Linked DNA regions of Homo sapiens: region 1 is linked to region 2. Evidence: chromatin loops called from intact Hi-C (ENCODE). Cell type or tissue: A673. All regions are shown on one strand. Each heading gives the region's core, and the rest is flanking DNA. Links, peaks and the distances in the headings are about the cores only. Region 1 has its middle 14 kb from the start of GAPT. Region 2 overlaps RAB3C (RAB3C, member RAS oncogene family).

What was found. Peaks named below come from ENCODE experiments on the same cell type or tissue, not always from the same donor. Only the 100,000 strongest peaks of a DNase experiment are listed, where the experiment ranks them.
Region 1: it touches region 2 in a loop (6-fold over the local background); 22 of 110 quality-filtered maps call a loop at or near these places.

What each region holds. Positions count from the first base shown.
Region 1 is chr5:58,468,950-58,485,884 of GRCh38, reverse strand. No RefSeq gene overlaps it. Among named protein-coding and RNA genes, the nearest start is that of GAPT, 14 kb to the left of the region's middle. In A673, for the core only: a CTCF peak has its summit at 7,963 (motif pointing left); no DNase peak of the experiment used is centred there.
Region 2 is chr5:58,839,755-58,856,689 of GRCh38, reverse strand. RAB3C (RAB3C, member RAS oncogene family) reads right to left here. Exons shown (of 5, transcript NM_138453.4): 5 at 1-5,526. The coding sequence ends at 5,339. Among named protein-coding and RNA genes, the nearest start is that of PDE4D-AS1, 190 kb to the left of the region's middle. In A673, for the core only: a CTCF peak has its summit at 6,192 (motif pointing right); a DNase peak (open chromatin) is centred at 6,219; H3K27me3 peaks cover 923 bases.

The DNA.
Region 1 (16,935 bases), core at 3,348-11,347, 370 kb after region 2:
TCTAATTTTTGTATTTTTTGTAGAGATGGGGTTTCACCTTGTTGCCCAGGCTGGTCTAGAACTCCTGGACTCAAGCGATCTGCCCACTTTGGCCTCCCAAAGTGCTGAAATTACAGGCTTTAGCCACCGCACCCAGCCACATATTATAATTTTTACATAACTAGGAATGTTTTGAAACTGCGCATGTAGCCGGGCTAGATGAGAAAACTGCTGGATTCCCAGGAACTTTTCTCCCACAGAGAGCGTCAATCACTATTACCATTTCAAAGTGGCTGCGTTTGGGGGCTAGCTCATTAAAGAAAAATATTACCCTAAACCCTTTGCTTTAAGACCCTGCATGATCTCAGGTGTACACTGATTCCGAGAATCAGTGAAAGGGAGGCAGAGAAAAGTAACAGCTTTAGATCTTCTCTTTTTACAAAATGGGATGGTGCCCTGCATAAGTCTATTTTGATAAGGAGAAACAGAGGGTGAAGAAAATAAGAAAACAAACACTAAAAGAGTGGGTGGGGCGGGAGATCTGTCTAAATGGGACCTGATAATCAGGCCCCCGCCTTTTATTCTCCCATGGGAAACATGCTTTGAAAGCCAATTCATCTTTAGATGAACACTGGTAAACATTCACCCAGAACTTGAGAGCACTGGTGTAGAGCATAAATGTTCCATGGTCTCAGGCAAGCCAGTGTGATGCTCCTGCTAAACCTGCTTTGTGCTTCCACGTAGACATCACCTTCTCCTTGGATATATTAACTATAGATTAGGCTAAAGTCACAATGGTCTTTCTTAAGAGATGTATCACTTACTATGACGTGCTCCTTTTATTAATGCATTAGAATTTTAAGACTATCTCTGTGTTGTCCTCAGAGTCTATTTCTATCCCTGACATTGATTAATTTGGGCCAGTCATTCAATCACAGAGTATCTCAATTTCCTCATCTGTAAAATGGATTTTAAGAAGTCAAAGATTCTTAGGTCCAGTTGCCCACTGGAATCTCCTGAGGAATTTTTAAAAATATGAGTGCTTAGGTTACAGACCATAAAAATGAAAGCAAAATCTCTCAGGGTGTAACTCAAGCATTAGTATTTTTTAAAGTCCCTTGGGTATGTAGATGTCCCCTGCTAATATTCTGTGACTCTCTGCCATACCTTCTTCAGTAAACCACTTAACTCTTTACTTTGGGTTTCCTCACATGAAAAGGGAACTTGAGAGACAGTGTTGCAAGAAAAACAACCTGCAAAGTGCTTAAAGTTCACCAGAGGAATATATATCACTGAAAAGAAAGAACCCAGGGCCGGGCGCAATAGCTCACGCCTGTAATCCCAACACTTTGGGAGGCTGAGGCAGGCGGCTCACCTGAGGTCAGGAGTTTGAGACCAGCCTGGCCAACATGGTGAAACCCCGTCTCCACTAAAAATACAAAACATTAGCCAGGCATGGTGGTGGGTTCCTGTAATCCCAGCTACTCGGCAGGCTGAGGCAGGAGAATTGCTTGAACCGGCGAGGCGGAGGTTGCAGTGAGCCGAGATCCCACCATTGCACTCCAGCCTGGGCGACAAAGCGGAACTCTGTGTCAAAAAAAAAAAAAGAAAGGAAGGAAGGAAGGAGGGAAGGAAGGAAGGAAGGAAGGAAGGAAAGAAAGAAAGAAAGAAAAAAGAAAGAACCCAGGAATTTGCATACTGGTTAAAATGGCACTAATACTTCACATTTATTGGGCACTGAACATAAGTCAAACATTTCTCTAATCCCTTTACATGGGTTTCCTTTTTTAATCCCCACAACAAGCACGTGGATGAGTATTATTCACTAGTTTGGAGATGAGGAAACTGACACACAGATCAGTTAAATTACCAACCCAAGTTCACACAGCTTATGCCAGAGCTTAAATTCCAACTTGGATCACACAATTTGAGTCTAGAGCCTGTGCTTTTGAGTCTAGAGCCTGTGCATAGTACCTCTGCGGTACTATGAACTACCCTCTTATTTTTACTTTGTTTATCTAAATTCCTGTAAAGAAGTCCCAGATTAAAATCTGCTTTATTCCAAAGGGGATAAAGTCAAATTCCTATTTATTTCACACCATCCAATCTGAGCTAAAGACAGTGCCCTGACTGTGGAATATTGACGGACTAGAGCAGGGCTCTTGCCCACGTTTTAAGAAAGTATGAGAGGTTTTAATAAGTAATTGAGGAGACATAAAAATGAGAGGCTGAGCTGTAAGATCATGAAGCTCGTGATTAGAATTTTTTTTCTCTACAGTTCACAGTTGGGGAGTGACATGCTCAAAACCGGGCTTAAGTATGGCCACTCTTGCTACTATTATGCAGAATCATGGAAACGACCTCATGTTTACCTTTGACTGGACTTAGCAAGCTGCTGCAAGTAGAGGCGGCCCATGTCTCTGCATACGCAAGGACATGTCTGTACCTCACATCACACCATCTCTTGCCTGCACAACTGCAATAGCCTCTTCCTGCTCTTCTTACACTGGCGATGCTACAATACCTCATCCTTCGGCTGGCAGAGCGATATTTCCCAAATTATAAATCAGATCACATCAGCCCCCCTGCATAAGACCCTTTACTGGCTACTCATACTCTTAGAATTAAACCCCAACCCCTAATACAGGCTATAAGGCTCTCCATGCTCTGGCGGCTGCCTGTTGCTATTATTTCCTCCTGTGTCCTCCCCAGGTCACTAGCCTCCAGTGACCCTTGTTTTCTCTGCACCTCCTGTGCGCCCAGTTCTTTCCTGCCTTAGGCCCTGCACTAGCTATGCCCATTACCATGCTGCTCTTCTCCTAAATCCTCCCATGCCTGCATCCTTCTCACTGAGGCTTCCTCTTCCATATCCCCTCCCCAGCGAGGATTTCCGTGACCTGCCCAGTTTGAAGTGCACCCCAACAGATGCTGTCACTCACTATCAACCCATACACACTGTCATGGTCACCCACACACAGACTGTCACTCACTCTCAACTCTACATACATTATCATTCCTACACATGCTCTCATTGTTATCACTACACATGCTGTCACTCCATCTCACCTTCACACACATGCCCTCACTGACACCCCTACACAGGCTGCCCCCCTCTGTCACCACTATACATGCTGTCATTCACTGTCAAACCTACACATGCTGTCCCTCCCTGTCACCCCTACACTTGGTGTCACTCACTATCATTCCTACACAGGCTGTTCCTCACTGTCACCCTTATACAGGCTGTCCCTCACTGTCACCTCACATATGCTGTCCCTGTCATCTCTATACATGCTGTCCCTCACTGTCACCCCTACACATGCTGTCATTCACTGTCACGCCTACACAGGCTGCCCCTCTCTGTCACCCCTACCTAAGCTGCCCCTCACTGTCACCTCTACACATGCCATTATTCCCTGTCATCCCTAAACATACTGTCCCTCATTGTCACCCCTACACATGCTGCCCCTTATCATCACCCCTAAACATACTGTCCCTCACTGTCACCCCTACACATGCTGTCATTCACTGTCACTTCTACATGTTTTCACTCACTGTCACCCCTACACATGCTGCCCTGCACTGTCACCCCTACACATGCTGTCATTCACTGTCACTCCTACATGTTTTCACTCACTGTCACCCCTACACATGCTGCCCTGCACTGTCACCCCTACACATGCTGTCATTCACTGTCACTCCTACACGTTTTTGCTCACTGTCACCGCTACACATGCTGTCACTTGCTATCACCCTAACACATGCTGGTCGTCACTGTCACCCTTATACACGCTGTCCCTCACTGTCATCCCACATATGCTGTCATTCACTGTCACTCCTACACATTTTCACTGACTGTTGCCCCTACACATGCTGTCCCTCACTGTCACCCCTACACATGCTGTCATTCATGGTCACTCCTACATATGCTGTCCCTCACCGTCACCCCATACATGCTGTCATTCGCTGTCACTCCTACACATGCTATCACTCACTGTCACCCCTACACATGCTGCCCCCTCTGTCACCCCTGTATAAGCTGCCCCTCACTGTCACCTCTACACATGCTGTCACTCCCTGTCACCCAACATACTGTCCCTCACTGTTACCCCTATAGAGTCTGCCCCTCACTGTTACCCCTACGCATGCTGTCACTTCCTGTCACCCCTACACATGCTGCCCCTCACTGTTACCCCTACGCATGCTGTCACTTCCTGTCACCCCTACACAGGCTGCCCCTCACTGTCACCCCTTCACATGCTGTCCCTCATTATCATCCCTATGCATGCTGCCCCTCACTGTCACCTCTAATCATACTATCCCTCATTGTCACCCCTACACATGCTGTCACTCACTGTCACCCCTATACATGCTGTCCTTCACTGTCACCTCTACACAGGCTGTCACTCACTGTCACCCCTACACATGCTGTCCTTCACTGTCACCCCTACACATGCTGCCCCTCACTGTCACCCCTACACATGCTGTCACTCCTACACACATTATCACTTGCTGTCACTCCTGCACATTCTCTCATGCACTGTCAGTTGTACACACATTGTCTCTCACTGTCACCCCTATACACATTGTCACTGACTGTCACCCATACACATGCTCTTACTCACTGTCACCCTACATATACTGTCATTCACTGTCATACCTACACACACTCTCACTGTCACCCCTACACAAATTGTCTCTCACTGTCACCCCATATATATTGTCACACATGGCCACCTTACACACACTGTCACTCCCTGTCACAGCTACACATGCTCTGTCACCACTACACACATTGCCACTCACTGTTACCTCTACACACACTCACTCACTGTCACCTCTAAACATACTGCCACTCACTGTCACCCCTACACATACTCTCACTTCATGCCTATGCCGATTATCATAGTTAGCCCTACACACAAACACGTCACCCCTACACACATTGTCGCTCTCATCTCCGCACATGCTCTCACTGTCACCCTGCACATGCTGGCACTCCCTGTTACCCCACACACACTGATGCTCACTTTCATACCAACTTGTTCCATTTTTATAATAGCTTGTAGCACTATCTAATACTTTGATATTTTGTGTTACTCTTATCCCTCCTAAACTTAGTGCTAAGTTCATGAGAAGATGGGTTATGTCTTTTTTGTTCACTGCTGTCTGATTTATCAGGGTCTGTCATATCATGTAAAAGGGGTTCAATAAATGTTGCTTATTAATAAATGAAAAAATAGGGATTATTCTTGGAGAGTAATCTTGGGCTAAAATAATAGACTTTATGGTGCTAAACATAAATACACATCACACAGCATATGCAGCACTTGTATGTGTATTATATATATACACACAAATATTTACACACATACAAATGTACCTATATAGTTTAGAGAATAACAAATAAGTACACTCAGGTAAAGAAATTGAAAAATCACCACTACTTTGGAAACCCCAATTTGCCCCACCCTATGATGTTCTCATCTTTCGTCTCCAGAGTAACCATCATCTTGGTTTCTTTTTGTTCATCATCCTTGTTCTTTTTAAGAATTTGATCATCTAAGTGTGTGCCTGTAAATTGTTTTGGAAAACTAGAGGGCAAGTGCAGGCTTGGATAGTGTAGAAATGGCAAGATCCCCACTCTTTGATGAGGCTCTCAGGAGAAGTGAATCCACACTGAGCTTTGAGACCAGCTTGTTGAGAAATTACAAAGCCCATTCAGGGGGGCTCCGAGGTCAGCAGAACAGGTGTGGAAAGTGCCATGAGAAATGCACAGCTTGTCAGGAAGCTGGCAGGGCTGTAGTGTGGACCAGACACTGGATGGCTGATGGAGACAAGGTCAGAGCCAGGGGTTGTTTCGTATTTTCTGCTTCTAAGTATGGCCTTTAGGCTTGGTCAAAAAAGAACATTTCTGTGGAATAAAAAGGGCTTTCAGCTGATTCAGGCAGCAGAATGTCAAGACAAGACAATTGTAGGCAAGTATAGGGGCCAGGGTCACTGGGACCTCAGGTTTAAAAAGGGTGCAAAGTTGGCTGGGTGCAGTGGCTCACTCCTGTAATCCCAGCACTTTCAGAGGCCGAGGCAGGTGGATCACTTGAGGTCAGAAGTTCAAGACCAGTCTGGCTAACATGGTGAAATCCCATTTCTACTAAAAATACAAAAAATTAGCTGGGCGTGGTGGCACACACCTGTAATCCCAGGTATTTGGGAGGCTGAGGTAAGAGAATAGCTTGAACCTGGGAAGCGGAGGTTGCAGTGAGCGGAGATGGTGCCATTGCACTCCAGCTTGGGCAACAAAAGCAAAACTCCATCTAAAAAAAAAGGTGCAAAGTTAGCTGGAATAGGGTGCATTATTTCCAACAAAAACTCTCTGATACCCTTTGCTTTGATTGGTTGATTCATTTAATATTTATTTAGTTTTACACTTTGCCTCTAGATTGTCTTTTGGACAGGCTTTATTGCATACATATAAACTCCGTTTGAGTTCTTTTGTTTCAGGGGACAGAGCCACAACTCAAACTGACTTACACAAAGTGGATTTACTGACCTATCTAACTAAAGAGTCTATGTGCTTACTTAGTTTCATTGGCAATCTTTTATTTCTCAAACTGCCTGAAGAGTACATGGGTATTCATTATAATAATCCTCTTGAATATCTGAAATATTTCATAATAAACTAACATAAAACAAACATGAAATGATTGGATCCAGGGTTTCAGAAATGTCATCAGGTCTTGGTCTCTCCTTTTTCTGGTTGGTACCCTTTCCTCTAGGAAGTCCCTACAGCTCCAGGCTCCATACACTGGCAGGATAGTAGCAAGAATGCTTGTCTTCTCTACACTTCCAGAAGTCCTAGAGTTGGTCACTGGCCTGAGTCAGGTTCCAAGCCAACTGTTGGAACATCCTGTGGCTAGAGATGTGTGATGCTCTGATGGGTTGAGCCAGGCTCACACACCCACCCTGAAGCTAAGGAATGAGGCCAACAAGTCCTCCCTACTCCAAAGCATGGTTTGCCAACAGCTAGCAATGACATTTTGACTATAAGAAGGGGAAGGGATGCTGGATAGGAGAAACACAAGTGACCACTTCAATTCTTGAGGGTTGTTTAAAGGGATAAGGGCAAGACAAAGAGTTCCCTTAAGAGAAAGATAATAACTATTTCTCAAGTTGTCTCCCAAATTCTGTTGAGGACCTAAGGCAGCCCCTAAGCAGAATTACTGTCAATAAGTCATAAAGAAGCACTAATATTATCCTATTGGTAGAAGGAAATGGTGGAATTATGCTTTTGTCAATAAAACTAGTATTGATACTCTCCACTGTGACTAAGACTCTCTTCTTGACCAAACTCTCCCCAGGCTTTGTTGGGCCTTTTCTCTACTAGGTACCAGCCTTGGCCTATGCAGACTTGGAACAAACGCTAACAGTTTCTCACAGCTCAAGGCCACATCCCTAGGATGACCCTAGCTGCCCCTTAAAGTGTTGCCTGAAAAAACCTCAAGCTACCAAAAGAATCCACTGTTTGTTCCAGCCAACACCTGAAGATAGAGCCCTTGTCTCCTAGTCTCTGTGGAAGAGTAGGAGCTTAACTTTGATCATGTCAGTAGCAAACTCAGATGGGTTTCACATGGAGCAACTCCCCTTTTCCTGCTTTTTGTAATTTTTTCCCTTTCCTGGCTCTGCTGAGCCTCTGCTCACTCACTCCCTATTCCCTCATTCTCCCTTAAGATGCTGAGTCAACTTTGTGCAAATCAAACTTGACCACAGTTCACACTGGGCTCTTTTCCTCATTGCTATAGTATATTACTGATTAGAAATCTGTCTTTTTCACTTTACTAGTGCCCAGTGTTGTTTATATCACCTGCAGAAAAAAAAAAAAATTACTGTAGAAGTTAAGGGCCAGGTTGCTTTGGGAGCAAATGTTTTAAAACCAAAACTTAAGAGAAGGCTGCCCTCTGCTGCTTAAAAATCTTGGTTTGGCAATGTGTGTGTGTAGTTTTGTTTTTGATTTCTTTCGTTTGTTTTTTACTTTCTCACCCCCTATTTTTGTACATATGCCCAGTTACTAGTGTCTTTGTTATAAACATGATTTCTATGAAGCTGATTTTTAGAAACCATCATACTCTGGACCAATACAACTTAAGCAAGATTGAATGGCTGACCCTTTCAGCTGGTTTGCTTGGCTATGGATAGACTGCCTGAAAGTACTAGTCGATAATTTAAAAGGACATCTCTATAAGCACTTAAGACTGATCAAATGAACTAAAAAACATTGAGTTACTCCATATAAATGCAATAAACTCTTCCTTTACGTTACAGTACCAAGAGAGCTTGCTCGTGACACTGTTTGTCCACACCTCCTTGATCTTTTTCTTTGGTGAGTGTGAGGAGCCTTTATTTAAAAAAAAAATTATTTCTTCCTTTTTCACTATAGAAAACTGGACAAATATAGAAACCTTAAAAGTGAAGTGTTGATAAAATTTCACTTTAAAAACTCACCAGAAAGCTAGGATGAGCAATGATCCTGAAGTGGTCCTCTCTCCAAATCCTCTGTTACGGATTTCTTGGCAAGTTCTTCCAAATAGTCCCTTCACTACTTCTCTGCTCTCCACCCAAATAGCTACTCTCAGCACATGACTTCATTTTGTGCTTTACTGAGAAGATGGTCACCTTGTGGTGGAGGCTCTGGCTTCTTCCTTCCTCTTCAGCTGTCTCCAAACTCCTCTTCTCATTGCCAGCTTCAGAGAACAGCTGTCTTCCTTGTCCCAAAGGTGAATTTTTCTCCTTCTGCCCATTCCCCCAGATCATATTCCTTCAGTAGTCCTCACTCTTCAACATATTGAAGTGCTTTTTCTTTTTTAAGCAGTTATAACCCCAATGATCTTGCTGGATAATATTCTAGATAGAACTCAGTTTTCATCACCATCACTTCCCAACTTTTTGAATGACCTAAATAGACTGTTCACTCTGTCCCACCTACAGAAACTGCATTCACACAGATTAGATTACCCTCTAATTATTGTTCTACTTGACCTCCCTGCAATGTTTTACACTTTACTTCCTGGAGTCTTTCCTGCCATCTCTTCTGGTTTTCTTTTATGCCTCTGACATTTTCTGGTTATTTTCTGTCCCTTCCTATCTTCTGACTCATAGGACTTTACATGTTTTGTTTACTGGACTCCCTAATAAAATACTTTTGAAAATTATGTACCTCTTCACACACTTTTAAGTTGACATGTAGATTTTGTCATAAGATTAAAGAGTGATATGGTTTGGCTGTGTCCCCACCTAAATCTCATCTTGAATTGTAGCTCCTATAATTCCCATGTGTCCTGGGAGGGACCCAGTGGGAGGTAATTGAATCATGAGGGTCGGTATTTTCCATGTTGTTCTTATGATAGTAAATAAGTGTCACAAGATCTGATCTAAAGGGGAGTTCCCCTGCACACACTCTGTTGCTTGCCACCATGTAGGAGATGACTTTGTTCTTCATTTGCCTTCTGCCATGATTCTGGGACCTCCTCAGCCATGTGGAACTGTGAGTCAATTAAACCTCTTTCCTTTATAAATTACCAGTCTCAGGCATGTCTTTATTAGCAATGTGAGAACAAACTAATACAGTAAATTTGTACCAGTAGAGTAGCGTGCTGCTATAAAGATGCCTGAAATGTGGAAGTGACTTTGGAACTGCATAACAGGTAGAGGTTAGAACAGATTGGAGGGCTCAGAAGAAGATAGAAAAATGTGGGAATGTTTGGAACTTCCTAGAGACTTGGAAGGCTCAGAAGATAGGAAGATGTGGGAAAGTTTTGAACTTCCTAGAGACTTGTTGAATGGTTTTGAGCAAAATGCTGATAGTATGGACAACAAGGTCCAGGCTGAGGTGGTCTCAGATGGAACTGAGGAACTTTTTGGGAACTGGAATAAAGGTCATTCTTGCTATGCAAAGAGACTGATGGCATTTTGCCCCTGCCCTAAGATCTGTTGAACTTTGAACCAGAGAGAGATGATTTAGTGTATCTAAAAGACAGTTAGAAATTTCTAACCAGTGAAGCATTCAAGAGAAAGCAGACCACAAAAGTTTGGAAAATTTGCAGCCTAATGATGCAGTAGAGAAGAAAAAAACATTTTCTGAGGAGAAATTCAAGCTGGCTGCAGAAATTTGCATAAGTAGCAAGGAGCTGAATGTTAATCACCAAGACAATGGGGAAAATGTCTCCAGGGCATGTGAGAGACTTTGTAGCAGCCCCTCCCATCAGAGGCCCGGAGGCCTAGGAGGAAAAAATGGTTTCCCAGGCTGGACCCAGGACTCCCTTGCTGTGTGCAACCTAGGGAGTTGATGGCCTGCATCCTAACTGCTCCAGCCACGACTTAAAGGTGCCAAGGTACAGCTTGGGCCGTGGCTTCAGAAGGTGCAAGCCCTAAGCTTTGGCAGCTTCCAAGTGGTGTTGAGCCTGTGGGCACACAGAACTTCTGCCTAGATTTCAGAGGATGTATAGAAACTCCTGGATGTCCAGGCAGAAGTTTGTTGTAGGGGTGGGTCCTCATGAAGAACCTCTGCTAGGGCAATGGGAAGGGAAATGTGGGGTGCAAGTTCCCACACAGAGTCCCTACTGGGGCACTGCCTACTGGAGCTGTGAGAAGATGACCACCATTCTCCAGACCCCAGAATGCAGATCCACTGACAGTTTGCACCATGTGCCTGGAAAAGCTACTGACACTCAATGCCAGATGTGAAAGCAGCCGGCGGGGGAGCTGTTTCCTGCAAAGCCATGGGTGGAGCTGCCCAAGGCTGTGGGAGTAAACCTCTTGCATCAGTGTGACCTGGATGTGAGACATGGAGTCAAAGGAGATCATTTTGGAACTTTAAGGTTTAATGACAGCCATATTGGATTTTGGACTTGCATGGGGCCTGTAGTCCTTTTGTTTTGGAAAATTTCTTCCTTTTGAAATGGCTGTGTTTAACCAATGCCTGTACCCACATTGTATCTAGGAAGTAACTAACTTGCTCATAGGCTCATAGGCAGAAGGGACTTGCCTTGTCTCAGATGAGACTTTGGACTGTGGACTTTTGAGTTAATGGTGAAATGAATTAAGACTTTGGGGGACTGTTAGGAAGGCACGATTGGTTTTGAAATGTGAGGACATGAGATTTGGGAGGGGCCAGGGGTGAAATCAGATGGTTTGGTTGTGTCCCCTCCCAAATCTTATCTTGAATTGTAGCTCCCATAATTCCCACATGTCCTGAGAGGGACCTAGTGGGAGGTAATTGAATCATGGGGGCAGGTCTTTCCTGTGATGTTCTTATGATAGTGAATAAGTCTCACAAGATCTGATGGTTTTATAAAGGAGAGTTCCCTTGCACACACTCTCTTGCCTGCTGCCATGTAAGACATGACTTTGCTCCTCATTTGCCTTCCACCATGATTGTGAGGCCTCCCTAGCCATGTGGAACTGTGAGTCAATTCAACCTGTTTCCTTTATAAATTACCCAGTCTCGGGAATGTCTTTATTAGTAGCTTGAGAACAGACTACTACAAAGAGTAATAAAATATATATCTGATATGGGGAAAATTATATGTGCCTCTTAAATATATTTTGCCCAAAACAATGGAGCTGCACTTTCAATTTATGAACAACTTCCACTATAATTTAATTGACAAACATAACCTTCATTGTCAAACTAATCAATCAGAAAATATGACTTTGTGTTTCAACTCAAACAAATGTGCTAATACCCGTATCTGTGACAACCATCTTGTTGCCAAATTCTGTCTTGAGGGAAAAAAAAAGAAAGGAACAACAACAAAAAAAACCAAAACAAAGAATGAAGCAGGAAGTCTTGCTATAGGTTTGTCACTCAGAGGAAGTAAGACCCATGCACTTTAATATTCCTTAAAGAAACTCTACAGTTTCAAATTTTCCCTTTGTTCTTGGGGCTCAAATGGTGTTTATAGCTAGTGAAAAAATGCACCAGGGAAAAATATTGTATGTTTCAATGAATAGATGGATGAATGGATAGATGGATGAACAGATGGATGGGTGGGTGAAAGGTATGCCCTCCATTTTTTAAATTAAAGAAGGATAATTGTGGAAAATAAATTGGGAAAGGAGAAAAAGCAGACATGTGGTACCATCAGATCAGTTTTAGAAAAGAATACGTAACAGCTGATTATCTGTAAACTAATTCCCTTAGAAGTCTCTGTGGAGCCCAGTACGCCTTGAAACATTTTCAGAGGTGTGCATATCCTCATTCAAAGGGACTTTTCTTTCTTTTTTTTTCTTTTCTTTTTTTTTTTTTAGATGAAGTCTTGCTCTGTCACCCAGGCTGCTGGAGTGCAGTGGCATGATCTTCGCTCACTGCAACCTCTGCCTCCTGGGTTCAAGCAATTCTCCTGCCTCAGCCTCTTGAGTAGCTGGGATTACAGCTGGGCTAATTTTCTTATTTTTAGTAGAGACGGGGTTTCACCATGTTGGTTGGTCAGGCTGGTCTTGAACTCCTGACCTTGTGATCTGCCTACTTCGGCTTCCCAAAGTGCTGGGATTACAGGTGTGAGCCACTGAGTCCAGTCTCTTGTTTTTTCTCTTTATTTTTTTCTCTTGGAGAATTGACTCAGTCTCAGAAATCTAATGATCACCTCTAGGTAAAGCTGAGAAATCTACTGATTCTTTCTTGCATTTAAAAGCACCAACAATGCCTGGCTGCAGTGGTTCATGCCTGTAATCCCAGTACTTTGGGAAACTGAGGCAGGTGGATTGCCTGAGGTGAGGAGTTCACGATCAGCCTGGCCAACATGGAAACCCCATTTCTACTAAAAATAGAAAAATTAGCTGGGCATAGTGGCTCGTGCCTGTAATTCCAACTACCTAGGAGGCTGAGGCAGGAGAATAGCTTGAACCTGGGAAGCAGAGATTGCAGTGAGCTGAGATCATGCCACTGCACTCTAGCCTGGATGACAAGGTGGGACTCCATCTCAAAATAAATAAATAAATAAATAAAAGCACCAACAAGATATTTCTATTTGAAGATCTCACACTTAACTGCAGACTTTCACCCCATAGTCAGCATGATAATAAAATCTATAATTTTTGTGGAAAGGTGTTTTTCAAGTCCCAGTAGTCTGAGATAAAATTTAACTATAGCACCAACAACCTAATTATCTCTTCCTTGAAGTTGCACTGGATAACGCATAGTCTGACTGTGTCCCCCAGAAGTCCTCTGTTACAGCTTTATTGTGAATGTGATAGTATTTATAGGTGGGGCCTTTAGGAGGTGGTTATGTCATGTGGGTAGTACCCTCAAGGGATTAGGGCCCTTATAAAAGCACTTGAGGGAGCAAGTTTGTTTTCTTTTGCCTCTCCATCATGTAAGGACACAGCTTCCCTCCCCTCTGGAAGATGTACCAACACAGTGCCATCTTGGAAGCATAGAGTGGTTCTCACCAGACACTGAACCTGCTAGCGCCTTGATATTGGTCTTCCCAGCCTCCAGAACTGTGAGAAGTAAATTTCTGTTTTTTTTTTTTTTTTTTTGAGACGGAGTCTCACTCTGTCGCCCAGGTTGGAGTCCAGTGGCACAATCTTGGCTCACTGCAAGCTCCGCCTCCCAGGTTCACGCCATTCTCCTGTCTCGGCCAGCCTCCCCAGTAGCTGGGGCTACAGGTGCCTGCCACCATGCCCGGCTAATGTTTTGTATTTTTAGTAGAGACAGGGTTTCACCACATTAGCCAGGATGGTCTCGAGCTCCTGACCTCGTGATCCGCCCGTCTTGGCCTCCCAAAGTGCTGGGATTACAGGCATGAGCCACCGCGACTGTCCCAGAAGTAAATTTCTATTGTTTATAAGTTACCCAATCTGTATATCTTATTACAGTAGTCCAAGTGAACTAACACAAGGGCAAAATCCCAGTCTTTTAACAGGCCCTTCTGTCTCTGAATAACTTCTGAGTGATTCAAGAATGAGCCTCAGGAAGATGCAGAGAGACTAATAGATATGTTATCTTGTGTGTGAGAAAGGAGGAGAAATAAGGAGAAATAAAAGTATATTTATGTAAGTATAATATACATGCATACTGGTAAGTAAATAGGCAGAGGTAGAGTGGTGGATCTGCTTATGTTTGCAGAAAACAACAACAACAACAACAACAACAAACACAAACAAACACTGGAAGGTAGACCAGAAACTAATGAAAGTACTTACTGTTTAGGAGTGGGGGTGGGGACATAAATAGGATTAAGTGACCAGAAATGAAAGCCAGGCTTATTGGAGTATACTTTTATGCAATTTTGACTTGAGTATGTAAATATTTTACATGTTCCAAAAAATCCATAAAATTGAAAATATTAAAAGAAGACACTATATATCAAAATCTAACATAATCATATAGAGGAAATAATTAGATGAATCTAGAAAATAGTATTCTTTCTGAAAACTCTTGTAAAGCTATATAGTCTAAGGACAGAAAGGGCTTTAAATTCAATAGTTTTATTGTTAATAATGATATTGGTATTGTTATTTTGAAATCGGTTTGTGTATGGTATATAGATAAAGCAAATAAATGATGGTCACTATTATTATTCATTTTAAGAGATAGTAAAAAAATTCAAAAGAATTAAATAAAATTCTATAAGCCAAATTTGAACCAATAAATACCAATTTAAACCCTGATTTTAAAAAATGTACCTCCTACAGAGCTATAGAAACTAAAACAGCATGGTACTGGCATAAGAACAGACACAATGACCAATGGAACAGAATAGAACACCCAGAAACAAATCCACACACCTACAGTGAACTCATTTTAGGCAAAGGTGCCAAGAACATATATTAGGAAAAAGACAGTGTCTTCAACAAATGGTACTGGGAAAACTGGGTATCCATATGTACAAGAATGAGACTTGATCCCTATTTCTCACTTTACACAAAAATCAAATCAAAATGGGCTAGAGACTTAATCTAAGACCTTAAACTATGAAACTACTGTAAGAAAACATTGCAGCTGGGAGTGGTGGCTCACGCCTGTAATTTCAGCATTTTGGGAGACCGAGGCAGACAGATCACAAGGTCAGGAGTTCGAGACCAACCTGACCAACATGGTGAAACCCTGTCTCTACTAAAAATACAAAAATTGGCTGGGCGTGGTGGCAGGCACCTGTAATCCTAGCTACTCAGGAGGCTGTGGCAGGAGAATCACTTGAACCCAGGAGGTGGAGGTTACAATGAGCCGAGATCGGGGTCCTTGCACTCCAGCCTGGGTGACAGAGTGAGACTTCGTCTCAAAAAAAAAAAAAAAAAAAAAAAAGAGAGAAAAAAGAAAACATTGGAGAAAATCTGCAGGACATTTGTCTGGGCAAAAATTTCTTGAGTGACACTCCGCAAGTACAGGCAACCAAACAAAAAATGGACAAATAGGATCACATCAGGTTGAAAAGCCTCTGCACAGCAAAGGAAACAATCAACAAAGTGAAGAGCAACCCACAGAATGGGAGAAAATGTTTGCAAACTACCCATCTGACAAGGGATTAATAACCAGAATATAGAAGGAGCTCAAATAACTCCACAGGAAACTCTAGTAATCCAATTAAAAAATGGGCTAAATATTTCAATAGACATTTCTCAGAAGAAGATGTACAAATGGCAAACAGGCATATGAAAAGGTACTTAACATCATTGGTCAACAGAGAAATGCAAATCAAAACTACCAAGAGAAATGCAAATCAAAACTATCTCACCCATTTATATGGCAAATATCTAAAAGACAGACAGTAACAAATGTTGCCAAGGATGCGGAGAAAAAGGAAGTCTTATACACTGTGGGCAAGAATGTAAATTAGCACAACCACTATGGAGAATGGTTTGGAGGTTCCTCAAAAAACTAAAAATACAGCTATCATATGATTTGGCAATCTCACTTTAGGTATATACCTCCCCAAAACGAAATCAATATATCAAAGAGATATCTGCATTCTCTTGTTAAAGCACTGCTCACAGCAGCCAAGATTTGGAAGCAACCTAGGTGTCCATCAATAGCTGAATGGATAAATAAAATGTGATACTTATAAACAATGGAGTACTATTCCGCCATAAAAAAGAATGAGATTCTGTCATTTGCAACAACATAGATGGAACTGGAGGTCATTATGTTAAGTGAAATAAACCAAGCACAGAAAGACAAACGTCACATGTTCTCACTTATTTGTGGGATCTAAAAATCAAACTCATTGAACTCATGGAGATAAAGAATAGAATGATGGTTGCCAGAGGCTACGAAGGGTAGTGGGGGGATACAGGGGGTCGGGGGGGAAGGTGGGGATGGTAAATGGGAACAAAAAAAATAGGAAGAATGAATAAGACCTAGCATTTTAGTATTTGATAGCATAAAAAGGGACTATAGCCAATAATAATTTAATTGTACATTTAAAAATAACTAAAAGTGCATAATTGGATTGCTTGTAATGCAAAGGATAAATGCTTGAGGGGATGGATACCCCATTTTCCATGATATGATTATTACACATTGCATGCCCTGTACCAAAATATATTATGTACCCTATTAATATGGGTACCTAGTATGTACCCACAAAAATTAAAAATAAAAAAATAAAAAATGTACTTCCTATTTCTGTTGTCTGAATGGGCCTAGACTAAAAAATAGCGAATAGAGTTTATTAAAACACTTGAAAAGTATAAAAGTCCATGAAGCCACAAATGATATTAAAAAAGCAGTAAATGTGAAAACAAAAAGTTTTTGCCCACATTGGATATTACTATCATACCAATCTTTATTTGAAAAATTGGTAATTAAAAAGAGTGAATTAAACATTTATTCTGTTTGTAGTGCAGGGTAATAAAACAGCCTCAGTTGCTGAGGAAATACTTTTATTGAAGAATACTAAGTAATAAATGGACAGTATCAGAAAGTCACCATTTTGCAACCACAAATGAAATAACTGATTC
Region 2 (16,935 bases), core at 3,070-11,069:
AGCCCCAAATAACATGAATGCAAAATAATTTGCCTCAAGAAATAAAGCCACAGCCAACTCTCACTTGTCCACGATGAAGGAAATATTAACACAGGTGAATGAAATACACAGGTAACCTCAAACCTCATTTCAGCAAGTAATGACTGTTTGAAACTCCACCAGTAATGGTTGCTGATGGGAAGTAAATGGTGAAATTTGAGTCTCATTTTCTATTCTTGGTCCTGTCATTCCATGAGGATAGTGTTTTGAAAAACTGCAGTAATTTAAAAGAAAGTCAGAAAGTAAAAGAGAACTGCAAATAGAAAGTTCAATTTGTCCACTAGCTAGATGGTCTGATCTTAACACTCGAGCTCTGAGTGAGGTTTTAAAATGACTCATTTCTGTTATCTAGAATGCTTGCAAAATTTATTTCCCCTCCACTCTCTCTGTTTGGAGGAAATTAATTACATGCACAGACTAATCAAACGAAATCAGTGTGAAGAACCGATTTTATGGACCTTATAAGTAAGATGTGAGTTATAGCTGGAACATAGTAAAAGCTCCCTTTTCCCTAGCACTGAGAAAGCACCATAGATGGAATTTTGCCTTCTTAAAAAAAAGTATCAGTGTTTGCCTGATACCTTTGTACAGGCGAGTGAGCGTGTGAGTGACTGTTGAGAAGGGCAGCACTGTATGTGTAATCTAAAAGCAAATATTTCAATCTATCAAAGGGAAATATTATTTGACCGGAGTGTCAAGCATTTCTGTAAATATTTTTAAGAAAAAAATTATTTGTGAAATACCAGTAACAATAGGTAGATACATTTTAGATAAATCCCCCAACTTGGTTTTTCCCTGTTAGGGGGTACTATATTTCTACAACCTAGAGCCCTTTAGATACAGTGCTGTGCAGGGGTAAAGGCTTTTTTATTCTGGTCATAAACTTCATCTTTTACTTAATTTGGCCCAGTAAATTCCATGATATAAAACAGGTTTATGTCTTTAATTGACTTTGGTCAAAAATTCACCTAAAATATGAAGAACTCCCAAAAGCTGGCTCAAAGGTTCAGCATATCAGAAAGACTTCACCATTTTACAGGCAAACTACTAAAGCGAAGGTAATCAATGCACACAGGCAGAGCTGAGCAGAGCTGTAGAGGTTGCATTTTCCAGGGAGTGACAGAAAGGCCACATGGGTGTAGTTGCTCATGTGGCACCCGGACAGCACACTAAGTGACTATACACGCAAAGGAACAGAGTTCCGGGTTCTAGTCATGCAAACTGTAATTGTGAGAGAAAGGGTTCTTCAGACGGACAGGCCAGCTCTGAAGTATGCCACACCAAAAATAACTGATTGAGCATTCCAGTAGTACTATGAAGATTATTAACAAACACACAGTAACTTTTTGGTCTAGAAGGGTTTTAGTTATGACTTTTTTATAAATAAGATTCATATCACAGTTTTTCACATGCAGGTGTTACCTACCTCAGCTTGGTATAGCTTGGTAGTTTGGATATGCTTTTAATATAGTCCCACAAATGCCACACTGTTAACTAAAATATCACATAGTACATCCTCAACCATGCACTAAGATACATGTTGGATAAAGCACATCACAATGAACCACTGATTATGGACTACCATGCTCTAAAATTAATGTTGCTTCATGGAAGTTCAGTTAATAGTGGAATGTATTTAACTTTTAAAAGAGAAGAAGAAGGTTGTATATACCCGAAAGTCTATCGTCAGCATAGATGTATTTAAAATTGAAAGTTTAAATTGGTTCCTTAAAAAATAACCAGTGTACTAAACAAAAGGCCTATAATTAATATGAATAAGATTTAAGTAGGTGAAATATATATATTTGTTTACTGAGTGTTTTGATGTCTTGTATAATTTGGGTTGTAACTTTGTAGATTTTGTTTATTATCACAATGCCACAACTTTCTGCTACAACTGAAGGCATTGTCATAGTTTTCTTTCCAAGTAAAAATCTTAGCACTTAGTTACCAGGCAGCAAAAAAATACTGAACTTCAAGTGACCCTAAGGAGGAACTAGAAGAACCTCCTAGCTTTCACAGTCATTAGAAGTTCATCAAGGCAGTTGGAGCTGTTCACTGGGGGCAGCAACAATGAACTGATTCATTGTCCTGAAGCAATTCCTCTTATGAGCATGTAGATGCGATGCTAACATTCAAACTGCCATCTTAGGACGCTTTGTGCACCTTCTACTTCCATCCCCATCTCCAAAAACTGAAATGCTGATTCACTCTGAGGATGGCTATTTAAGTCAAATAATTTTCAGTCTAATTTTTCAGTTGCATTAGGAAAAGAAAGGAAGGTACCAACACCAAAGCTCTTGGAAGAATCGATTTGGAACAGTTCAGGTTTATTCCTAAGGGTATCTAGAGGAGTGAAAGTGGTCAGGTAATGAGTAGCAAAGGAAAATAAATTCATACTTAAAACACTAATTTAATTAAATCAAAGACAAGAGATAAATGTGTATAACTTACAAACCAACAGGAGTATGTACTTTTTAAAAGTCTTGTTCTTTTAAATATAAATTTAGTTAGGCCATTGATAAAAATGACCTGCATTTATTTATGTATTTAGACTATTGATAGATGATGGTATAGTGTGTGTGTGTGTGTGTGTGTGTGTGTGTGTGTGTGTTGGCCAAAAGGCTGAAAAACCTTGGAACTATAGTGTTATAATTTATAAGTAACATAGCTCAATGCCAATGAAAGCCCACTTAGTTAACCTTGGGTTGGTCCCACCATTTGCCAAATTTGATGTTAAAACCCGGATTTTTTGATGCAATTACAGCAGGAGCATTTAAGTGTTCTTTCTCTTGAGCTCTGTGACTGTTTCTCTGGAAACCTCTCATTGAATTATTTGGAATGGAAATCCTAACAGGGTGGGAGTTTCAGAACTGAGAATCAATGAAAAAGGCCTCACTTCCATTGGGGTTTAGAAATTAGAAAGTATCAGATGTTTCTTGGCAATGACATTTGGGCTATTGTTGCCTGTCTCTCCCCTGACTGGCATAAAATGTTTCCACTTCGGGATGTTTGACACTGTGTAAGTGGGAGCTTGGCTTAGGGCTTCCCATCTAAGGGCCAATTAACTTCAACAGCAATCAGTTCTTCAGGGAAGGGGTTTTCAGCAGAGCAAAACTCTGCTCTTTCACTTTTAAATACTGTCTCATTTTGCTTTTCATTTTACCACAATACACACATCAAGGTCCTTCCTTCTGAAAAAGCCATCAGAATATTCTTTCTAAGCTTTTTACATCTATGTGTGGGATGAGGGCTGTGAAGGAGGATGAGAAGGGTTTCCTGGCTTTATTAGTTCCTTTTAGATTGTAAAAGTGAGCTTAATAGCTATATCATTTAACATGGCCACATTCTGGCCCAAGTTACAGAAATATTATAACATTGTACAAACAGACTACTGCTACAAACAAATCTGTTTTTATGCCTCCTGCTTCTTTCTCTCCCGTCACTGTAATTCCTGTGATTTTGAAGTTGGTTGCCCCATTAAAAACTAATAAAACATTAATGTTTTCTTGTCTTTACTATGCTAAGGTTTGCTTTGTAGGGCACCAAAGTAGAAATGTACTACTGATTAGTGGATCTTCAACTAGGAAGGTGAGAAATAACATGGAAATGCTTAAAGCATTCCAAATGCTCTCTCCCCTAATTTCCAACTTTTGACTTACTAATGTGTGTGACCTAGTTCTGTGACTTGTAAGGATTTATTCTCCAAAGATATCTTTAGATGTATGCCTGTTTCATTTGCATCCAATACTTTCATGGGAAGCCTCTCTATTTTTGAGAAGAGGAAAAAAATTCTTTGACATAACCACCAAAAAAGTAGAAAGTTCACTTAACGAAACTATCCTTCCAAATCTGCCAAATAATTCCTGCTTCCTTCCTAAATCCTAGCTTTAAATAATGCTGGACAGTGATACAGAGGCCAAATTTCCCTGTTGCTCTCTGTACAGCTGGTAGGATTTGTTGTTTTCTCTTTATTCATATAGGTCCTTTAGGAAGTTTGTGATACAAAATTAGAATGCTCCAGTGGTTTCCTCCCTCTTTTAAATTGCTATGGATCCTAAATATTTCTGAAATTGAAATACTACAGTTATAGAATGTTTCCTGTGTAACTTAAGCATTCACGTAATAGGAATATGCTTTAGAATTTATGAACATCTGGACTTAAAAAGATGATTAAAGATTAAAATTTTCCTTTTTCTCAACTGGGGACCCTTTGAAATCTGATTTAAATAGCATCTAAACAGGTAAAAGAACTTAGCTGAGGTTTGAGAAGATGGCCGTGTTTGGGGAGGCAAGTCTACATCCTACGGAAAGAGGAGCCCTAACAAGCTTCAACATAAGCTCTAGTCCAAGAGTTGGTGATGGTTCCAGAAAGTGATGGTGGTGGTGGTGTGCATTATGGGGGTTGGGGAAGGCAAGTCATTGAAAAATAAGGGGGCTTGGACCTTGGAATTCCATAGCTACTCATACCCTTCTTGGTTAAAATGCTTGTTGCATAACTGGCATTCAGTAGATATGTCTCAATCTGTTCAATGATGTTGAATATTCACAGAATTGGGAAGGATCAGTGGAAAAAGCAGTCCTGGGTAGATACTTGCTTATTTAAATGTGTAAACGAAGATTATTGTTAAATAGCCCCAGTCAGGTAATATTAATGACTTAGGAAAATTGCAAGGACCTTAAAAACAACATTTCAATTTCTTTATAGGCCAATGATCTCAGTTATTAATAACAGTGAAATAAAGACACAGTTCCCAACAGTAAACTGACCAGACTCGTGACAGCGTCCCTAATCATGAGAAAAACTTCCATTTGATTTTCAACTAAGAGTAAAGCAAATGAAGTCTTGTGACTTCTTCCTCTGCACGCATGCGGGCATGCGTGCACACACACACACACACACACACACACAAGCAATTCCTTGGTCATCATTCCTACAAGTGAATAGCATAATTTGAATCAATGGGACAAAAGCCAGTTGTAGTGAGATTATAGTCTGATGTCCCAGAAGTAGTCTGAGAACAAATTTGAAACAAAAAGAGCCTAGCAGACAAATAAATAACAAGTCACATGCAGGTACCAGATGTTTATAGATGGATAGTCCTTATAAATTTAAGATCACATATTTGCCACATATTAAACAGGAAAGCTCCCAAGAATTGAATGCGTACGAGCCATTGACATCAATTTATTCCTTCAAATAATTGTTAGGCAGTATAAATGAAGGCTAATAGACCATTTACAAATGCTGTTTGTTGGCAACCAGAGCCCCCTGGAGCTGCCTGTGTGCACGGGGACACTAGCAGGCACAGTTGGGCTGCGGTGGAGGAGGAGTTTCCTTGAGTCTCGTGTTCTGCTTTGCAGCAGTGATGGCAGGATCAGTCTCCAAACTCTCTGACATTTTGTCGCAGATGATATCCACAAGGCGCTCAAATGTCTGCTTGACATTAATGTTGTCCTTGGCACTTGTTTCAAAAAACTCAAACCCTGGAAGAAACACACAGAAACACATCTTGGTTATTTTGCATTTCTGAAATTAAATGGGACTTGATTATGGCTTTCAATAGTGATGAGGTGATGGTGAGACATCAGTGGGTGGTAGGTTTGGGGTAGGTAAGAGATTAGAGGTGGGCATGAGGTACCATTTAAGCAAATGCTACCATCTCTTACTCCATTAACCATGAACAAAAGAGTTATAAAGTGGAATTGGTGATGTTCACATTTTATTTTTCTCTGTTGATTCATTTGCATTATCAGCATGACTGAATAGATTAAAAATATTCTATTGCAAGAGTTAGTAATGACAACAGTAAGAATCCTCAATACCAAATCTATCTGTAAGAATCTTCAACACTAAATCTAGATTTTCCATCCCTTCCCTCAACCCCTAGCGCACCATGTAGACTCTTGCAATCTTTTCATGGCATTATTTGGCATCTTATTCTGTTTTTATTTCCAGATTCTACCAAAATTTTTAATTTCAATTTTTTAAATCAATTTAAAGCTCAGAAGGCTTGGTGTGCATATTCTGCTGTAAAAGGGAATACCAAGCTCCAATATAATCCAGCTCTAACTTTTCCATGTCTGCCCTGCTGCTGCCTAATGATCGGTCTGAGAGTGGGCTTCTAGTAAATTGTCAGTATCTAAAAGGACACAAGATGGCACTGAAGAGTCATAAGATTTACCTTAAACCTGCTTCAACCTCCTTCAGAAAATTTTTGAGTAGTGTTATTCCAACAGCCCTCCAGGGCTTTGTATACCTCTGCACCTATCAGCTGGGTGCTGATTTTTCCATAGCTTCTGTTATCTATCAGCAGGAATGTTTTTACCAACATCTGGGAAAGGGCACTTGGTAAATTTCAAATGAGCTGCCAGAGATTGTTAAGAAGTTACAAAATGCAGCAACAGTTTCACACTTTCACCTATGTGCCACTGTACCTGGGCAGAAGCAGCCTTAGTATGCTGCTCTGTACACAGTCTTATCACTCTATTGTTTGCATTCACATTCCACTGGCTGAGCTTGCCAGTCAGTTGCCATGACAACCTCCCCACTAGGCCAGCCAGAGATTGCTCTGGTCCATTCAGGGGACGTTGATTTAGGATGTGTTGGGCTGAACATAGAAAGGCTTTTCTAATCCATTCTGAATTTTACACCCTATAAATCCTTCTGGTTACATCTGGCCCTATCTCAGAGGAGCCGCATGGATTCAAAATGATGAAATCATGTGATTTCATCCCAGCTCCTGGGGCCAAAGGAAAAAGAACAGATTAATATTTTGCATCCATGTCAAAATCCCTCAAATAACCTAGAAATACTTATTTTCTTAAATAGTATTGAAGCTAGACAACAAAAGGCAAGTGTCGTGAGTTAAAATCTCCAACTTAGTCGTTATACTATTTGGTTCAATGACTACATCTGAGCTTGAATTTCACTAGCTACTCTCGTTAAAATCCACATGAATAACTGCAGGATTGGGGTTGAAGAACATCAGTAGAGTCAAGGTTCTATAAAATAGAGCTGGATATTTCAAACCATTGTGGCTTGTATTTTTCTTTCCTTTTGTCTCTCTGGACAATGCTTATATGGCTCTCTTATAGTCTACATTTTAAAAATCTGCAGATAAGGCCATCTGGTGTTAACAGAGCTCTCTTTTATAATGTTTGTGCAGTCTTTAGAGCTAGATCGTTCAACTTCCAGTAATTCAATCCAGATTTGGGGAAAGGCAAGCATGGATCTAAGCAAGATCCTTGTTGCTAAGATATCAGAACTATTGGCATGCTTGTGGTGATTTTCCCAGACCTAATGGGAGGATGCTTTATGTCATAAGATACCAAGAACCCACTGAAGAATTCAAGATCCCTGAATGAGCCTTTGAAGAAAAAACATCCAAGAATTTGGTACAAAGGTCTCATTTACAAGTTCAATTTTTTCATCTCTTTTGCTAACACTTCTTGTACTTATTAGTATGATTTGGGAAGTCACTGAGCTTGAACGGTATCATAAAAGATTTAGCCATTATGAAAAGATGATAATCCACACAAGGTTTTATCAAATGTGACTCCTTTACCCTGGGCATCTCAACACCCTATCATCATATTGGTATACAATTTGAGGTCAGTAAAATTATCTTTGATCTCAGAAGCCAACATGATCTCAGCTTCTCAACCTTAACTGGAACCCTAAGAATATGTGGCTATTAAAGAGACAATGTGCCAGAAATAATGGCACCTATTTATTCAGCATGCTGAGAAGGAGACATCATGATATGGTGAGAGATAGATTATCAGTCAAAAGATGTGGGATCTAGCCCCACTTAGCAACACTTCTAGCTTTGGGACCATGAACAAGTCACTTTAAAAAAAATCCTTAATTTCCTTATTTATGACATTTGCCTTACTTAACTTACAGGGTTATCATGAGGCTAAAATGAGAAAAGATAGGCATAAGTGCCAAGCAAACTAGAAAATGCTATGATAACAACAATAGCAATAATAAACTAACATTTGTTGAATGATTACTATATAATAGGTACTATTCAGAGCATTTTATACATTTTAACTCATTTTATCCATTAGTAGGTACCATTATTTTCTCCAATTTACTGATGAAATAGAGGCAGAAAATGGCTCCGTAATTTGCTCAAGTATTTCGTTGCTCAGCTAGTAAATGGCAAAGCTGGAACATGAACTACTAACTTGTACACTCTCCTGCTTCTCCAGATACACTGAAAAAGTAAGCTACCATTTTGTTTTGGCTAAATTGTAAGTCCTATGTTAATTAACAATCACAATATACCATAAACTTTCATCAAGTTAAATAATCAGAAAATAATTAACTAGATTTAACACTGCCAGTAAACCAAATGAAACAATCTTTCTTGGTGATTCCAAAAGTACTCTGATATCTTACACTGCTCAAGATTCATCAAGATGGTCATCATGACAGCTGTATTTCTATACAGAATTCTAGATTTATAGATATAAAAATTTATGGAGGCTGGGTGTGGTGGCTCATGCCTGTAATCCCAGCACTTTTGGAGGCTGAGGCAGGTGGATCACCGAGGTCAGGAGTTCGAGACCAGCCTGGCCAACATGGCGAAACCCTGCCTCTACTAAAAATACAAAAATTAGCCAGGCGTTGTGGCATGTGCCTGTAGTCCCAGCTACTCAGGAGGCTGAGCCAGGAGAATCGCTTGAACCTGAGATGTGGAGGTTGCAGTGAGCTGAGATCGCACCACTGGCACTCCAGCCTGGGTGACAGAGCGAGACTCCATCTCAAATAAATAAATAAATAAAGGTTCTGGAAATTAAAGTGCTTCTCATTGACCAGATATGCTGGGATCTCTTGTCATAAGTTTGTCATAAAATAAGATATTCAGGATCAAAATCAATATCATTAGTATTTTAGCATTTAGTAGTTTAGATTTGGGGTACAGGGATGTTTAGAAAATCAAGTGGGGCTTGATTTTCTATCCAAGCGAATCAGTCTTTTCATTCAATCACCTGTGTATGAGGATGCTCATGCCCTCAACTGTGTGTGCCCATGGGTGCTTAAAGCTCATGGCCTAAGTTATAACCACTAATGCAACCACTACAGCCTTTGTTCTTTCACTAACTCAGATTTTATGGCTGTTACCTCCCAGTATCTCTGTATTTTGAGATCAGTTCTCAGTATTTTGAGCTTGTTCTGAGAAATCTTTAATCTCCCATTCGTACACACCAACGTCAGTGGGAAGCTGGATCAATGATACTTCAGAAACAGAGTCTTATAACTTTGAAGATCACTTCCAATCTACTGGGTAGAAGAGTGTGGTTCAGCAAGATCAAATAAGTAGCCCAAAGTCACACAGCAAGCCGATTGTGAAGTCTGACAAAGACCTCCTGATAAATAAGTTACTGATTTAGCTTACAGCCTTGAACACCTGTCTCTCAGACTACATCATCCAGAATTAGTATTTTCAGCTCATGTAGGTTTCTTCATCAGCAAATCAGTGAAGCCTTTCACTTAACTGTAGAAACTCTGATCATTCTTTCTCATCCTTCCCTTAACAAAGCCTTTCTAATCTCTTTGGCAGAGGCAGGCGGCACTGTTCGTGAGATGCATGAGCTTTGCACTGTGGTCCAGCACATCTCTGTTGTAGGCTTCCTCATGCCTGATCCTGAAAGGGTCACTCCTACCCTTTCCAAAAACCACTACAGGTACAGCGGGACACTAATCCCTTCAGGTTCACCTGATGTTAGGGACCAAATAAAAGCTTGGAAAGGTTTTGTTTGATAAAACATGTTAGCTATGCTGAGGAAAGAGGAGCAGAAGCAAAAGCCAACCTGTGTCCTCTTCATGGTGGACACTGAAAGAGCAAGCAGAGAGAGGCAGTGTAAGCCAGACTACACTCTAGTGACAAACGGCTGTGATTCTACACCCTGACTTCATAGGATTGGAGGTTCACCCTCATTAGAATCACCTAAATTATGGGCTGGGTGCCATAGCTCACACCTGTAATCCCAGCACTTTGGGAGGCCACGGTGGGAGGATCGCTTGAGCTCAGGAGTTCAAGACCAACCTGGCCTACATAGTAAGACGCCACCTCTACAAAATATACAAAGATTAGCTGAGTGTGGTGCCACAATCCTGTAATCCCAGCTACTCGGGAGGCTGAGGTGGGAGGACCACTGAGCCTGGGAGGTCAAGGCTGCAGTGAGCAGTGTTCACGTCACTGCACTCCAGCCTGGGTGACAGAGCAAATCACCTGAAGTGCTTAAAAGTTTCTGAACTCCACTCTACACATACTGAACAATGGGAATCAAGAGGGGTGTATGGGGCTTCAGAATATGCATTTTTAACAGGCTCCTTGGGAGGTTTCTTACGCACATTTAAGGTTAAGATTTACCCTCCTCTGTACACCCATGTTCAGAGCAGCATTATTCACGATAGCCAAAAGGTAGAACTAATCCAAGTGCCTATCAACCTATGAATGGATAAACAAAATGTGTTATACATAAACAATGGAATATTATTCAATTTTAAAAGAAAGGAAATTTTCACACGTTATAACATGAATGAACCTTGAGGACATTATGCTAAGTGTAATAAGCTAGTCACAAAAAGACAAATACTGATTCATGCTACAACATGGATGAACAGTGAAAATAGTATTCCAAGTGAAAAAAGCCTGACATAAAGGACCATATCTCATATGAGACCATTTTATAAAAAATGCCCAGAATAGGTAAATCTATAAGACAGGAAGCAGATTAGTAGCTTCCTAGGCTGGGGTAGAGAGTGAGGGAAAAGGCAGAGTGAATGCTGATGGGCAGGGGGCTTCTTTCTGGGGTTATGAAAATATTCCAAAATTGACTGTGATGAAGGTGGCACAGTCCTGTGAACATACTAAAAACCACTGAATTGTACACTTCAAATGGGTGAATTTTATGGTATATGAATTATACCTCTATAAAACTATATATACACATATATACATATATGTATACCTATATGTATATATATGTATATATACATATACACACACACACACACACATATATATATATATATATAGTAAGAATCACTGTCCTAAATGAATGAGAATGTACGTTGCCCTTAGAGATTTTTCTGAGAAACCCCATGGCCGATTGGGGAAACCATTCTGGTGACTGGCAGAATCCCCTACCACAAAATGGTTCCCATGCTCAACAAGAACCCTTCTTACAGGTGTTTAAATCTAATCCTTTTTGCTCTGGTCTCAATGGAGATGAAAGAGCAGCTGCTTTTCAAGGAGGGCATTCTAATACCTTCCGGTGCACGTGAAGAACATGAACCCACACTTCCTGGCTGTGGCGCAGGCCTGATTTGCCGACACTCTTCTGTCCACTTTGCTCCCAGGAGGTCCTTAGAGCAAAGGAAGCCTCAGAGAAGGCTGAGGCCTTTTCACATTGATACCCACAGGGCAGCAAGCAGGGCCTTAGGCCAGAAGTGTGCTGCTCACTGAGGTGGCAGGCTCCAGGATGTCACTCTGGCGCTTGAAGAGTACTGGAACGTCAGAGCACCCTAGGGGACTCCATTCCACATGTGACTGCATTGTGTTAATGGTAATAATCACAATCACAGTATTGCACACTTAACCACCTCTTCCCCCGCTTTCTCCAGTGCATTACAACAATCTTACAGGAAACACTTGATTCATTTCCACCCATCAATAGCTACACCATATTGTGAAATGCCATTTGTTTTTATGAGATGTTCTGCGGCACTGTTGCTCCTTTTTTAACCCCAGGGAAACATCGCTTGGGGCACTCTGATCTTTTAAACTTTACTTTGAAAGAAAAATCACAAGTGATATTTTTTTTTCTGTAGAGAGGAAATAGCCACTAAAGTCACACTGCAATAAATTATTTTCATCTCCAATTGTTAAAAATCTGTGATTTGTTCTTAAGTTTCTATTCCCAAGCTCCTAAATGAGAAAATCTTCTTTTTCCAGATTCTAGTTACAGTTGCAATGTCTTGTCTCCCCTTTCCTGTGGAACTGGATGGGCCAGAACTGCAAGGAAAGGTCATTCTGCTACCGGGTGGGTGACATTTGAGCCAGAAGTAGGGATTGCTGAGCAGCAGGACAAACTGGCATATTAGCTCGTCCTCTACTGGGCCCCAGCCCAGAGACAGGCTTTAGGAAGAGAAGTGGGAGGTAAGGCTTTTGATCAATTTGCCTGAAGAAGGGCCAAAATTGCAGACCAAAGCTGTAGAAAAGCAAGAATAGGAGCTCAACCAAAGGCTAGTGCTACTAAAAAAATGGTATTTCAGCCCCTGAGTCTGTGTCTTTAGCCAGGCATGACCAGATGGTAGCATTTTCCTACTTCTGTTAGAATTCTGAAACTATGCAATGGTCAGTCTATGGCCTTAACAAATCCTGGTCCATAATATAAGAAGATGGACATTAGGGATGTACAAAGGTTAATCACCATGATCTAATTTCAGAACATTGTCATCACCCCCCAGAAAGAAACTTTGCATCCAAAAGCAAACACCCCTCATTCCTTGACCACCTCCATACTACGTGTGTTTTGCTCCGCAATTAGAATGTACATTCCACTGTGCTTCTCCATATCTCTAGAGATAGTAACATAGTGCCCAGCATGAGCAGGTGTCCAGTAGATGTTGGCTAATTAAAAGGTTTTTTTTAACTTTTGAAATTTTTGTGGGTATATAGTAGGTGTATATATTTATAGGGTTAATTAAAGAATAGATTTCTGTTAATTGGCTGGGAGAAGTAGTGGGGTTAATGGGGAAATGGAGAGAAAGAGAATCACTTTTCCTTTGTTTTTAGTTATGACGTGACTAAACCAGTGAACAATTCTGTCAGCCATATCATTTTTAGATGGAGTTTACCAAGCATGGAATTTCACAAAATATCGTTTTGGTTTTGCCCTGTGGGAAATTTATGATATAAAACAAATTAAACCAGCTCTATTTACTCACAAGGAAAGACATATTTCTGAAAAAATTTGAAGAAATGCAAGATCGTTACACTTCAACACCTGAACTAAGAACTATTAAAGTGCTGAGAAGTCAATGTTCTGTCATATTGGTTTTAATAAAGAGATAAGGATCATTTATGATTGGCAGAGTGGCTGCTTATATGCAAAGAGTGCTAAGTGTTTTAAAAGAGTTTTTTCTCTGAAATGGGTTAAATATAACCTTGTAACTTCTTAACATTTCAATAGGCTTTCAATGATAAAGGAGACAATTTCCAGCTCAGCCTATTTATGAATTGTCAACAAAAACATTGATAACTTCTGTCTGTTTAGGATTTTCAGGTTACAATAACATATGCATTATCAATTAGGAAGTTATTTTTGCTGTGGAGGATACATATGAAATAGAGCAAATAGTGTAATACATTTTTAATTACTAGGGCCCAAATGAATGAAATTTCATTGTGATATCAAAGGATATGGAATCTTAAATGTAACTAACATTTATTAAGTACATACTATATGCACATACTACGCTAGGCCTTTTTGCATTTATTTTCTAATCCTGTAACCAGCCCCATGAAGTAGATGACTTTACAAGGCTCATTTTACAGTTGCGAAAATGGTTGAGTCACACACTTGGTAAACCAGGACAAGATCTAAAATCTGACTCTAAAGTCCACACTCTTAACCTTTGTACATCCCTAATGTCCATCTTCTTATATTTTGGCAGTGTTCCACTAGCTGTTGGCTTCATTTACAAGTTCTTGGGATTTCTTATCCTTTCTAATATGTACTAATATCTGCCAATTCTTAAAATCAAGAAATTCTTCTCGAGGTCTATATCTACCTCCTTTCAATAGTAACACAGCCTAGACACAGAACACTATGTGAAGCTTCATACAAATGATTTTACTTTATATAGTGACAAATTCTGAAAGTCGTAATTAAATCATCCCTTGTCTTGATGAAGTTTGAATATGGAAAAGGAACTCTCTCCAGAAGCAGCTAGCTTTTTCACTGAACTCTCAAGGCAGAGGATGAGATGATGATGAATCTTTCTTAGGATGGCTACTTCCTTGTCAAATAAAGCCAAGCCATGCAAATGCCAGTTAAGTAAAGTTAAGGGTAAAATAGAGACAATAGGGCATAGTACCAAGATTTAGTGGAGAAAACTATTCTAATGGCTTACACGGATGAAATATCATGGGTCAGTCTGTACACAGCTGAAAGCAGGTGCCTACAGGCATCAAAGAGAGTATATCTTTGGGATTTGGGATTGAGACAAGAAAAAGTCATCCACTGAGAATAAAGTTATTAAGTAAGTGCCACAAAGTCCATGAGATTAGCCATCTGCAGAAGGAATTCACTCCAAGATAGGATGAACAAACGATTTTCTGGTGAGAACAGCACACTTCTCAAAATCCATCAAGGGACTAGAGTGTCTTCCAAATTTCTCAGATGGAGGGTAAGACTTCTCTTTTATCAGTAGTCTAATAAATGATAAAAATTTCAAGGTAAAACCATTAAAAGAAAATGGAGTTGATTTGTGTGAAGTCAAGGAAAAAAAGAGTCAAGGATTGAGATTATTTACTGCCCAGTATGGTCAATGGGGAAATGAGAGGATGCCTGCATTGAGTTGGCTGAGTATACAGGTTTACTTGCTCTGTATCCCAATAAAGAGCATTGTACTTACTCAATGGTATCCCTTAACATCACATGCCTGGCACATAGTGAGAGCTCAATAGGATAAGAAATACATGAGTAGAAAAGGACCAAGGCAAGGAACAGACAGCTACGATTTGTCAAAGGGAGAATGCTAAGTGCAGCAAGAGACTGCAGACACACATAGGGTGATTTGAAATCACCATAGGGCTGTGTAGAAGCACCCAATCTCTGCAGACTTGTCTATCCAAACTGGATCAGATCTGCCTGGAGTTAGGAAGGACTTTCCACTGAAGAGAAAATGTAAAATGATCCCCACCAGCCCCCACTGCCACCACAAACACCTACAGTCCTTATAAGAGGAGAATCCCAAAGCTCTTGCAAACCCTAAGCCCATTTTGGAGAGCCGCTAGGAATTCATGCAGCTGTATTGCCCTGTAGCAGGAGCACAAGGTTTGCACTCCCCATACCTCACACCCCTGTGAGCCAAGCTTCTGCAGCATAGCACCATCTTGAGACCAGAGCTACCTCTGGGGTCCACCCTTCTCTGGGGGCCAGTATCTACTGCACCTCTCCAGCACTGGGACTCCATTTTATTTCCAACAAGCTGATACAGGTAGCTGAATGCCACAACCCCAGCTGTGCAGAGCCTGGGCCCAGAATCAGCTATGACTCTGGTCCTGCACAGCAGGGAAAACAACTCCTGTCACTACACTTTCAGCTGGGGGAAGAGTATAGCAATCTTGCCCAGGGCAACTCTACTCTTGAGCCAGCCAAACTGCTACATGCCCTCCCCTAAATGGGAGAGGACCTGAGTCTCTGAGCAGCTGATCTGCCCCTGGCCAGCAAAGTCGCTATGTGACCGTGCTCAGGACCTGAGAAATAGCCCTGCAGTGCCCCTGCCCCCTGCCCCCTGCAGACATGGCTGTGGCCTACCCAATGGTCCTGTACTCTCCATCAGTGCCTAAGAAACAGCCTTGCAGGTTGCCCCTGGTGGGCATACCCCCAGGCCAACTGAAGAGCCTTGCACCTGCATGTAGACCTGAGAAATAGTTCCACGGACCACTCCTGGCAGGCACAATTCTAGGTCAGACAAGCAATTGCATGCTTGTGCCTGTGGCAAGAGTAACAGTACCATAGCTCCAACCCCAGTGACTCCAAGTTAGCTAGCACACTGTGTGCATATATATGCCTCCAACCTGAGAAACAGCCCAGCAACCCCAATCCTACAAAGCCACACCACTGGTGCCACAGACTCTCTCAGCCTAGACCACTGAGAAACTTGCTTATGCTACTAGTATGGATTATAGCTGAAGAAACTACATGGAGAGTACACTGTTGCATCCACCTAGAAGCAAAGCCAATGTACTCTACCAAACCAATACCCTAAAACTCATTCATATGAAACCTACTTCATAAAATTGGAAGAAGTGACTTTACCACGTGCATAGAAATCAGTGTAGGGACACATCAAACATGAGAAAGCAAGGAAACAAGACACTGTCAATGAAAAACAGCAATTCTCAAGTAACAGACCTCAATGATAAGAAAATGTGTGAAATCCCAGAAAAAGAATTCAAAACAATAAACTTAAGAAAACTGAGATACAAGAGAATATAGGCAATTCAATGAATTCAGAAAGACAATTCATGATTTGAATGAGAAATTCGACAAAGAGATGGGTATCATTAAAAAGAACAAGACAGAAACCTTAAAGCTGAAGAATCCAATGACTAAAATAAAAAAATTACCATTGAGAGCTTCAACAACAGACTAGACCAAGAAGAAAAAAGAATTTCTGAAGTTGAAGACAGGGCTTTTGAAATAATATAAGCAGAAAAAAAAAGAAAAAAGATAAATAAATAAAGCCTACAGGACTTATGGGACACTACTAAGTGAACAAATATTTATATTTTCAGTGTTTTGGGAAGCAGAAAAGAAGGGAAAAGATGAGGATAGCATAATTAATAAAATCATAGCAGACAGAGAAAGCATCAAGTCACATATAAAGTAACCCTCATTAGATTAATAGTGAAATTCTCACAGAACCCCTATAGGACAGGAGGGAATGGAATAATATATTTAAAGTACCAAAAGAAAAAAAAAAACCTCCCAACCACAAATATTATACCCAGCAAAGCCATCCTTTAGAAATGATGGAGAAATAAAATCTTTCACATAAAAGCAAAAACCAAGGAAATTCATCATTACCAGACTGGCCTTACAAGAAGTGTTCAAGGAAGTCTTACATTTGGAAGTAAAAAG